2 separate regions of the Homo sapiens genome follow, and region 2 is linked to region 1. Evidence: read pairs that join two places in POLR2A ChIA-PET (ENCODE). Cell type or tissue: Panc1. All regions are shown on one strand. Links, peaks and the distances in the headings refer to the core of each region. The heading gives the core; the rest is flanking DNA.

What was found. Peaks named below come from ENCODE experiments on the same cell type or tissue, not always from the same donor. Only the 100,000 strongest peaks of a DNase experiment are listed, where the experiment ranks them.
Region 2: POLR2A ChIA-PET joins it to region 1 with 9 read pairs; 2 of 35 experiments call an interaction of 5 or more read pairs at or near these places.

Annotation. Positions count from the first base shown.
Region 1 is chr14:77,639,364-77,644,736 of GRCh38, reverse strand. No RefSeq gene overlaps it. Among named protein-coding and RNA genes, the nearest start is that of SPTLC2, 25 kb to the right of the region's middle. RefSeq lists an enhancer at 2,322-2,401. In Panc1, for the core only: no CTCF peak of the experiment used is centred there; a DNase peak (open chromatin) is centred at 2,423; H3K4me3 peaks cover 1,060 bases; H3K27ac peaks cover 1,314 bases.
Region 2 is chr14:77,424,497-77,429,869 of GRCh38, reverse strand. VIPAS39 (VPS33B interacting protein, apical-basolateral polarity regulator, spe-39 homolog) reads left to right here. Exons shown (of 20, transcript NM_001193315.2): 17 at 103-189; 18 at 775-864; 19 at 1,396-1,500; 20 at 2,234-3,195. The coding sequence ends at 2,254. It also overlaps a transcript of NOXRED1 not described here. Among named protein-coding and RNA genes, the nearest start is that of NOXRED1, 3.7 kb to the right of the region's middle. In Panc1, for the core only: no CTCF peak of the experiment used is centred there; no DNase peak of the experiment used is centred there.

The DNA of each region.
Region 1 (5,373 bases), core at 233-5,232:
GCTGCATATGAAACTCATTCTAAAAGTAGGCTGACTGGAGTTTGAATCCTGACTCCAACCATTTCCTAGCCTCAGTTCCCTCATCTGCAAAATCAGGATAATACTAAAATCTAGCCCGTAGGGGAAATAGTGCTTGAAACATACTTAGCATAGTGCTTGGCACAGAGTAAGTGTTCAGTGTTAGCTAATATAACAGGAGGAAGATCAGGGGCTTGCGAGAAGCTGACAGTGTCAACCGTAATTCCCAGACTGTTCTCATAATTTATGGTGTGTGCATTGTACAGCATTGTAAGCTCTTGTGTAGCATCCTAGAAACTTGTTTATAATCCCCTACCATGCCCAGAACAGTGATTAGAACATAGGAGAGCCTCAGAAAGTTGGCTTGTTCTTGATTTTGTAATTACCACAGAATACCTTACATTAGGCCCCCCCTTTTCCTATACTGCTTAAAGCTGGCCCTGATCTTGTCCTTAGTTTCTGGGCCTTTGTTTTTGAGACGGAATCTCGCTCTGTCGCCCAGGTTGGAGTGCAGTGGCACGATCTTGGCTCACTGCAACCTCTGCCTCCAGTGTTCAAGTGATCCTCCGGCCTCAGCCTCCTAAGTAGCTGGGATTACAAGTGTGCACCACCACACCTAGCTAATTTTTGTATTTTTAGTATAGATGGGGTTTCACCATTTTGGCCAGGCTGGTCTTGAACTCCTGACCTCAAGTGATCCGCCCGCCTCGTCCTCCCAAAGCGCTGGGATTACAAGTGTGAGCCACCACACCCACCAGTTTTTGGGCCTTTAATCAAAGGACTCCAGTATCTGCGGAGTCCTGTCTCCTCTCCCCACTCACCCCTCACATACCCGACTCAGACCCCAGCGTTTAAAACCAAAAGAACTGCTGAGAACTCCAGACCAGAAATCAGCAAACTTTTTCTGTAGAGGGCCAGACAGTAAAGATTTTGGGTTTTCCAGGCCGCTTATAATTTCTCTTGTAACTACTCAACTCTGCCTTTGCAGTGTGGAACAGCCATTAATGAATGAATGTGGTCGTGTACCAATGAAACTTTATTGCTGGACACTGACATTTGAATTTTATATAATTTTCACACTTCATGAACTATTACTATTCTTTTGACTTCTCTTTAACCATTCAAAAGTGTAAAGACCATTCTTGGCTCTCAGGCTGTACAAAAACAGGCAGCAAGCAGGATTTGGCTGGCAGGTCATAGTTTTCGGTTGGCTTTTGCTCAAGTTCCTGTCTTCTTTTTGTTCCCCTCTTTCTTTCCTTCTTTGCTGTGTGACACTAAGTTACTTAGCCTCTCTGGGCCTCAGTTCTTTACCAGTAACTCTGGAGTGGCAGTAGATGAGTGTTTTTCAAAACCAGATCATCAGTAAGAATGGGATGAAGGGAGGAACAAGAGGGAAGCTGTTGGTTTTGTAGTTTTATTGTTTTTCATCTCTTTTATCTGTTTAGACTTACAGGTAAAATTCTATTCTTTTTTTTTTTTTTTTTTTTTTTTTGAGACAGAGTCTTGCTCTTTTGCCCAGGCCAGAGTGCAGTGGCGTGATCTTGGCTCACTGCAACCTCCGCCTCCAGGGTTCGAGCGATTCTCCTGCCTCAGCCTCCTGAGTAGCTGGGATTACAGGCACTCACCACCACGCCCCGCTAATTTTTGTATTTTTAGTAGAGATGGGGTTTCACCATGTTGGCCAGGCTGGTCTCAAACTCCTGACCTTAGGTGATCCGCCCACCTCGGCCTCCCAAAGCGTTGGAATTACAGGTGTTAGCCACTGCACCTGGCCAAAAATTGCATTCCTACACACACACACACACACACACACACACACACACACACACACACACATTTATTTATTTATTTATTTATTTATTTATTTATTTATTTATTTGAGACAGGGTCTCACTCTGTTGCCCAGGCTGGAGTGCAGTGTCACAATCATAGCTCACTACAGCCTCAAGTTCCTGGGCTCAAGTGATCCTCCTGCCTTAGCCTCCCGAGTAGCTGGGACTACAGGTGCACACCATCACACACGGCCAATTTTTAATTTTTTTTTGTAGAGATAAGGTCTCCCTTTGTTGCCCAGGCTGGTCTCCAACTCTGGGCTCCAGCAATCTTCCAGCCTTGGCCTCCCAAAGTGCTGCGATTACAAGCGTGAGCCACCGCTCCCAGCCTTAACATTCCATTTAAACAAAAAGTACTCTTCCTACAAATACTTTTGGGAAATTGCCAATTAGTCCGGGGGTTCAACGGTTTTTCCTGCCTCCATCAATAACATTTCATGGGGCAGAGGTGAAATAGGTGTGAAAGTTATTGTCCTCCTTGAGCAACCCCTTCCTGACCGTCAGTGCATTTGTTTGTGTCTTGGGTCCTTTCAGTTCCAAGTTTCATTCGCTTATTCATGATGGAAACGTTTGTTGAGCGCCTCGGGTGAGCGGGGCCAGGACTGGATGTTCTGCAGCAGACGGCGCAGGCGCAGAAGTGGCTGAAGGTGCCCGCGCCGAGCGCTGCGGCCTGAACCACCCAGGAGCTCGAGGAAAGAGGGAGGACGGGAGGGAAAGCTGGATCCAGACAGACCCCAGCTCCTGGGTTCCCAGAATTGTCCGGCTATTCCTCCAAAGCCCCCGCTATCTTGCTTCCGACTTCCTTCCGGCGCTTTCTGTAAACACATCTTTCAGTTTCCTGGGCTAGCCTCTCGCCCGCGCATCCTCCCCGCCCTTGGCTCTTCCCTGCACGAGGGAGCGGGGAAAGAGGGTGGAAATCACGCCCTTCTCCCCGCGCTGACCCCGGCTCCCGCTCTCCCTTCTCGGAATGACTCCGTGCCCACCCTCACCGCCCTGCCATCCTCCTGCGATCCTTATCAGGGTCGGCCCCGTGGAAACCCGGCCATCCTCAGGGCGACGTTCTGGCCTCCAGTACAGTTTTCTGACCCCCGTGGGGAACCAGGATCAAGGCCGACCCCAATCTGTTTCAGTGACCTTTTTCTAGAGAGAAAGGTTGTTGCCAGCGATTGCCGGGAACACACACACACCAACACAGTTCTCTTTGGGACTTCAGCCTAAAATAACCGGACGGCCTGATTTTCAGTCTTTGGGCGGGGAGAGGAGGGAATGGGGGATGGTCTAATCCTACCCAGTGTTTCCTCAGTGACAACTTTTCTTCTCTAGGGCCACTACTTTCCTTCCTTATTTCTCTTCTCACCACTTCCTCATTCCTAATTCAAGAAAAGGCCTTAGGAGATTGACTTTAGCTTTTTTTCTTTTTTTTATAATGAGGTAGGGCCTCACTCTGTTGCCCAGGCTGGAGTGCAGGTGCACGATCTCGGCTCACTGGCAGCCTAGAACTCCCGGGCTCAGAGGATCCACCCACTTTAACCTCCCAAGTAGGAGCAAAGGCGCACACCACCACGCCCGGCTACTGTTTTGTTTATTAGTTTGTTTTGCTTTTTCAGACAGGGTCTCACTCTGTCACTAAGGCTGGAGTGCAGTGGTGCTGTAACTGTCCAAGGGGTTCACCTTGCCCGCTGACTAGACAGAGTCCCATTAATCAAGACAGGGGAATTGCAATAAAGAAAGAGGAATTCATGCGGAGCCGGCTGTGCGGGAGACCAGAATTTTATTATTACTCAAATCAGTCTCCCGGAGCATTGGGGGAGCAGAGTTTTTAAGGATAACTTGGTGGTGGGGGGCGGAAGGGGACGGGGCGGGAAGCCAGTGAGCCAGGAGTGCTGATTGGTCAGGGAAGAAATCATAGAGACTGGAAGCTGTCTTCTCGGGCTGAGTCAGTTCCTAGATGGGGGGGGCCACAGGATGAGATGAGCCAGTTTATTGAGCTGGGTGGTGCCAGCTGATCCATCAAGCGCAGGGTCTGCAAAATATCTCAAGCACTGATCTTAGGAGCAGTTTAGGGAGGGTCAGATTCTTGTAGCTTTCAGCTGCATGACTCCTAAACCATAATTTATTTTCTTTTCTTTTCCTTTTTTTTTTTTTTTTTTTTTTTGAGATGGAGTTTTGTCTTGTCGTCCAGGCTGGAGTGCAGTGTTGCCATCTCAGCTCACTGCAAACTCTGACTCCCGGGTTCAGGCGATTCTCCTGCCTCAGCCTCCCGAGTAGCTGGGATTACAGGTATGCATCACCACTCTCGGCTAACTTTTTTTTTTTTTTTGGTATTATTAGTAAAGATGGGTTTCACCATGTTGGCCAGGCTGGTCTTGAACTCCTGACTGCAGGTAATCCACTTACCTTGGACTCTCAAAGTGCTGGGATTACAGGCATGGGCCACCATGCCCGGCCTAAACCATAATTTCTAATCTTGTGGCTAATGTTACTCCTACAAAGGCAATCTAGTCCCCAGGCAAGAAGGAGGTCTGCTTTGGGAAAGGCTGTTACCATCTTTGTTTAAACTATAAACTAAGTTTCTCCCAAAGTTAGTTTGCCCAGGAATGAACAAGGACAACTTGGAGGTTAGAAGCAAGATAAAGTCGGTTAAGTTAGATCTCTTTCACTGTCTCAGTCATAATTTTGCAAAGGCAGTTTCAGTGCAATCTCAGCTCACTGCAACCTCCGCTTCCCGGGCTCAAGCGATCCTCCTGCCTCAGCTTCCCGAGTAGCTGGGACCACAGGCATATGCCACCGCACCCGGCTAACTTTTGTATTTTTTGTAGAGATGGGGTTCCACTGTTGCCCACGCTGGTCTCGAGCTCCTGAGCTCACGCGATCCACCCACCTCAGTCTCCCAAAGTGCTGGGATTACAGGCGTGAGCCACCGTGCCCAGCCTATGGCTACTGTTTTTGGTTTTGTTTTTGAGATGTAGTCTGGCTGTGTCTAGCCCAGGCTGGAGTGCAGTGGCGGAGTGTCGGCTCACTGCAGCTGCCACCTCCCAGGTTCAAGTGATTCTCCTGTCTCAGCCTCCCGAGTAGCTTGGACTACAGGTGTGCACCACCACATCCAGCTAATTTTGTATTTTTAGTAGACACGGGTTTCATCATGTTGGCCAGGCTGGTCTCAAACTCCTGACAGGTGATCCACCTGCCTCGGCCTCCTGAAGCGCTGGGATTTCAGGCATGAGCCACTGTGCCAGGCAGCTACTGTTTTTGTATTTTATTTATTGTAGAGAAGGGTCTCACTATGTTGCCCAGACTGGTCTCAAACTCCTGAACTAAAGCAATCCGCCCACCTTGGCCTCCCAAATGGTGGGATTATAGGCTTGAGCCACCACACCCTCCAGAATCTTGACTTCTTAACTGAGGAATTTCTCAGCTACCTCCTACCTACCTGTTACCTCTCTCGGCTTTCCACCTGCTGTTAGAATCTGTTCCTTCTTGCTGGGGGCAAGAAGGATTACGCCTGTAATCCCAGCACTTTGGG
Region 2 (5,373 bases), core at 288-5,287, 210 kb after region 1:
TCACCCACCACATTATTCTGGTCTGATCGTAAAACATAGACTAACCTAGAATGTGTTGAGTGTGCCTGGCCTACCTGCCGCTACCCCATCTTCCTCTTTCAGAACTGGCTGGGCTATACCAAGAAGAGAGCACCCATTGGCTTCCATCGGGTTGTCGAAATTTTGCACAAGAACAATGCCCCTGTGCAGGTAATGGGTCCTGAAGAGAGTTGGGTACAGGATATTCTTGGAGACCTAACTTTAAGCCTCTTACTGGTCAGTGATGGGAGACCCGATCTGCTCTTGTTTTCCCTTAAAGGCAGCACAATGGCTGCAATAGGCCTCAAGACAGAAAAGGCCAGGGAGTGAAATTCTCTCCCTTTCTCCCCTTTAGAAACAATTCCAAACTGTCCTCTCTGAGTAGCATCTACTGTGTTAGCCCAAGTGGAATACTGATGTACTGTTCAAATGATAGAAAAGGAGAACTCGTGGAGAAAAGACATCAGGGAGAAATGAGCAGAGCACTGGATCACAGCTAGAGCACTCATTGCTGGCATGTGTATCTGGCTCGAGGATCAGGAGAAGTGTGCTCTTTCCTGCTTACTGAGGCAGCATGGAAGTACTGTGTAGCGTTACCTCATTCCCATTGCAGAACTAGTCCTGTGGTTGATGATGGAAACTGGAAACATTAGCTATTGAACTCTTTTGCCTTCTTCAGGACTTTCTTTTCTACCTTGTAGAGCTCTGTGCCTTATGGGTGTTTGAATCATTAATCGGAAGTACCTCTTCCCACAGATATTACAGGAGTATGTCAATCTGGTGGAAGATGTGGACACGAAGTTGAACTTAGCCACTAAGTTCAAGTGCCATGATGTCGTCATTGATGTGAGTCCCCAAGAAATGGGAGTCCTCCGTTAGATCCTCAGTGGCGAAGCAGGGTGGGGATTATAATATTCTCTGTCCAAGATCCTGAGGTGCTCCCACCAGGTTTGACTGAATGGACAGAATAATCTGGCAAGAGTTTGTTTGGAGACCAGCACTCCTGTATTATTTTCCCAGCCCTCTGACTGCTTTCTCTGTGTTTTTATAAACTTGTCGTACTTGGAGAATTCATAGAACTAAATCAAGCTATACAAGCTGTGTAGTCTTCTCTCCAACATGGAGTTCTGTGGGCACTGGACCCCACTGTTATCCCACTATAGCCTCTTAGCCTCTCCTTGAGCGTTGGGTCAAAGTGATAATGACAAAAAGAAATAAGCCCTCATGTGTACACAGTAGCACACACCAGTAGTTCCAGCTACTCAGGAGCCTAAGGAGAGAGGATTGCTTGAGCCCAGGAGTTTGAGACCATCCTGGGCAAAAAGAACCCTGTACAGAGGCTGATTGGAGGTTTGTATTGTTTGTTTTGATGCACAGACCTACCGGGACCTGAAGGATCGTCAACAGTTGCTAGCATACAGGAGTAAGGTAGATAAAGGATCAGCAGAGGAGGAGAAGATTGATGCTCTTCTCAGCAGCTCGGTGAGCAGCTACAGTTCACCCCTCCAGCAGGCTCAGGAGACAGACAGTTCACAAAATAGTACCAAATGTATGTTCCCAAGGTCTGGAAGGATTGCAGTTGGCTAAGCCACATGGATGTAAGGCTCTCCTCTGGCCACAATGTCAAAAGCACTGCTTTGAATAGCAGAAATTACTCCTGAGATGCGGTATGATAGGGGGGTAATCTGGGGACCTCAAGCTAAGACTTAACTGTAATGCTGTGATAATAGTTAAACCTAGCATGTAGGAGAAACTAAATATTGAAAGTATGAAAACATGTTACAGATTCAGAATATCCAAACTGTATGGTCTCGTGGGGATGGATGGGACCTACCAGTTGAAAATAAGAAGTGGGTGAAATAGATGTTAGCTACCTGGGGAGCACAGCTGGTTCGTCTCTCACAGCAGGAAATTACTGAGCTCTTTGTTAATATGAAAGTTAGTTCCCTGTTAGGTATTTTGGAACCTACCTTAGGGTCAAATGACCAAAATTAGGCTTGTAAAATACAAAATAGGTGTTTAATGCATCTTTGAATAAATGAACTCCCCCATATATTTTAAAAAATTTCTCAACATCCCCCACCTCCTGATCTGATTCTACTTTTTCTTTTCCTTACATTATCTAGCTGAGCCTTGTTTTGTTGCATTTTCTCTGCCTTGCTGTAGGGATAAGTGAAAACTGATCACACACTTTCATTGTTTCCTCTTTCCACAGCAAATTCGATGGAAGAATTAAGTGGCATTGACTACCTTGAAGCCTGCCTCATTTCCTCCTCTCCTGCCTGTGAAAGCAGAGAGAGCTCTTCTTTGGGAGAGCTGCGGCATCACATCGCTTGGGCCCATTACCCATGGGCAGTGCCAGCTACTCTTGACACAGATAACTTCAGACTGATCTTCTGTCCAAGGAACATCATCTGAGGATCGAGATCTAAAGCTTTGAGTCATGAGAATGATTCTCTCCACCTGGTGCTCATATGAAGGTGGGAGTGATTTCTAGATTGGGCCCCTACTGGGTAAGATCTCACTTGGTCTGAGAAAAGTGACTGCTCCAGAAAGGAAGAGGTATGGGAGTCATAGGGTGGCTACTGCATTCCACTCAGCTAATTATGATCCAGGACTTGGCGCTGGACATTGGCAGTTCTGCTCTGAATGAAGTCAGAACAGAACCAAAATGGCCTCAGGAAGGAATGCCAGTGTTTCCCAAGACCTCCTGGAGATGCACTCACACCAGACTGCACAGACCCCTCCACATTATGCCACACATGGCCTAGACGTTGTGTTTCCTCAGCCATTTTCCCTCTGCTGCCCCAGTTTACTCTGTCCAAAACCCTAAGGTTCTTCTCTCACTTGAACACAGACGACCTTGCTTGGGTGATGAGACATCCCCTTTATCTCTTCCTCTACTGCTGGCCAAGACCCGTCACTTTATAAGAAGCTCAGATGCAGCAGTGCTGGAGAGCTCTCTCTTTATGCAAAAATCTCATTTCACCAGGAGCTTTCAGAAGTTTCACCTGGGCTAAATTCAGCAGCATTTCTGTTAGGATATTTAGATGGAGGTTTTATTTTCACACTTGGATTCTTGCTCTGTACCAATATTTGCCTCCTTTTCTGTGACTGAACTGGGTTTTTCTGACATGCCTAGACTCCTAATAAAGGTATTTCTTCCTTGGTGCCTTCTCTCCCGCTCCTGGTGGTTTTGTGTAGAATGATGAAATAATTGCTCAGGATCTTAGGATCATTACAAGTCTTCCTCAGTGACTGCATTTAGCAGCCTGTCGGCACATGTCAGGTTATAGAGTAACAGTGCTATGGCAAAGCAGGGCTGTGTGGTTAACAGAAACAGCACGGTGCTGGGAGACACAAGACCTGACTTTTTCCAGCTCTACCACTAAATAGTTATGTGATGCTGGGTGAGTCCCTTTCTTTCTCTGGATTCATTAGATAATCTAAAATTTTGTAGAGTTTGTTTGTTTGTGAGATGGTGTCTCGCTCTGTCGCCCAGGCTGGAGTGCAGTGGCGCTCTCAGCTCACTGCAACCTCCACCTCCCAGGTTCAGATGATTCTCCTGCCTCAGCCTCCCAAGTAGCTGGGATTACAGGCACCTGCCACCACGCCCAGCTAATTTTTGTATTTTTAGTAGAGACAGGGTTTCGCCATGTTGGCCAGGCTGGTCTCAAACTCCTGACCTCAGTTGATCCGCCTGCCTTGGCCTCCCAAAGTGCTGGGATTATAGGCATGAGCCACCGCACCCGGCCTGTTTTTTTAAATAGACATGGTCTGTCACCCAGGCTGGAGTGCAGCGGCACCGTCATGGCTCACTGCAGCCTTGACATCCCAGACTCAAGCAATCTTCCTGCTTCAGCCTCCTGAGTAGCTGGGACTACAGGCACGTGCCACCACACCCAGCTAACATTTTGTAGAGTTCTGTGCTCCTGTGACTGTGGAGTGGGTGAAGTCATAGAAGGCAAAGAGAAGATGCTCCTACAGAGGCACATGCCATGCCTTAAGGCAATATGGCTCTCAACTGGAGGCAGTTTTGCCCCTCAAGAGACATTTGGCAATGTTCGAAGTTGCTTTCTGTTGCCACACTAGGCGTGCTACTGGCATCCAGTGGGTAGAGGTCAGGGACGCTGCTAAACGCCCTACAATCCACAGGACAGCCCCACAACAAAGGATTATCCTGCCCACATGTTAGCAACACCAGTGTTGAGAAACTGCTTTAAGGGGATCAGACTCCATCTTTTGCTCCTCCACTTTGCAATTCCAGGTAACCTCATATTTAGTTCCTTTCTTGATCATCCTTCTTGCTATTGAAGAAACAAGAGTTTAATTTGCTAGATTGTACTAAAATTATTGGTTCATCTTCAAACAAACAGTGGTTACTTTATTAACTAGTATATTGGTTAGGGTTCATTTAGAGAAGCAGAACCACTAGGCATATATATGCATTATCTAATCTAATCTAATCTAATCTATATCTGCTGTTTGTTAGAGAATTTTGACCTTTCTCTGACCTGTTTAGAGAAATTGGATGAGAAGTACCGAGGAGTAGAGCCTGTCTTTTCTGTTTGAGTACTTCCACTCAAGTATGGCAGCTGGAGGGTGTGTTTAACGTAGTTGTCTTCATGTCCAGTGGTAGAGCTTGAAATCCATAGGGAAGGCCGTGAAGAAGGGAAGATCATTATAAAGTGAGTGAGCAGGGACAAGCTAGAAACCATGAGAAGGGACTGGGACCCATGTCAGTTCTCACAGCCTCAAACCTTGATGAGGTGGGTGTCCCGCTGCTGGAAAAGCTAGTGGCCTTTGTCATGGAAATGAAAAACACCTGGCCCAGGAGTGAGCAACTGAAGAAGGAACCAGGGAAGATGTAGCAGTTACAGGCCCAACTGTTGCCCCTCACCAACAAGGTACTCAGCAGATAAACAACAACATGTGTGAACTACAAAAGTACTTCCCCTGATTATGCACACTGAAACACAGACTGGTTACTGTTCATTTCCACCCTCCTGATCTTGCATAGAAATATCTCTGGTGGTCCACCTTAACTGGAAACATACAGGGAAGGACATTCTGGAAATTGCAGTTCAGCCTAGCCAAGGTGACATAATACAAAATATAACAACTGATCCCCACTTTTGAGAATGCATAAGTAAAGGATAGGCCTAGAATTCATGTCTGTACAACTTGTATGCTGCATTGGTCATGCTAATCTAGGTTTTGAGCTTCTTTTTCCTTCGGAGCAGGAAGCATTACTTGGCAACATTAGGATGACCTACTGACTGTTTTGGTGTAAGAAAATGTTTCTTAGGTTTGATGAGAACGTCCATGCCCCTCATTTCAAGTGCAGAGACTTTG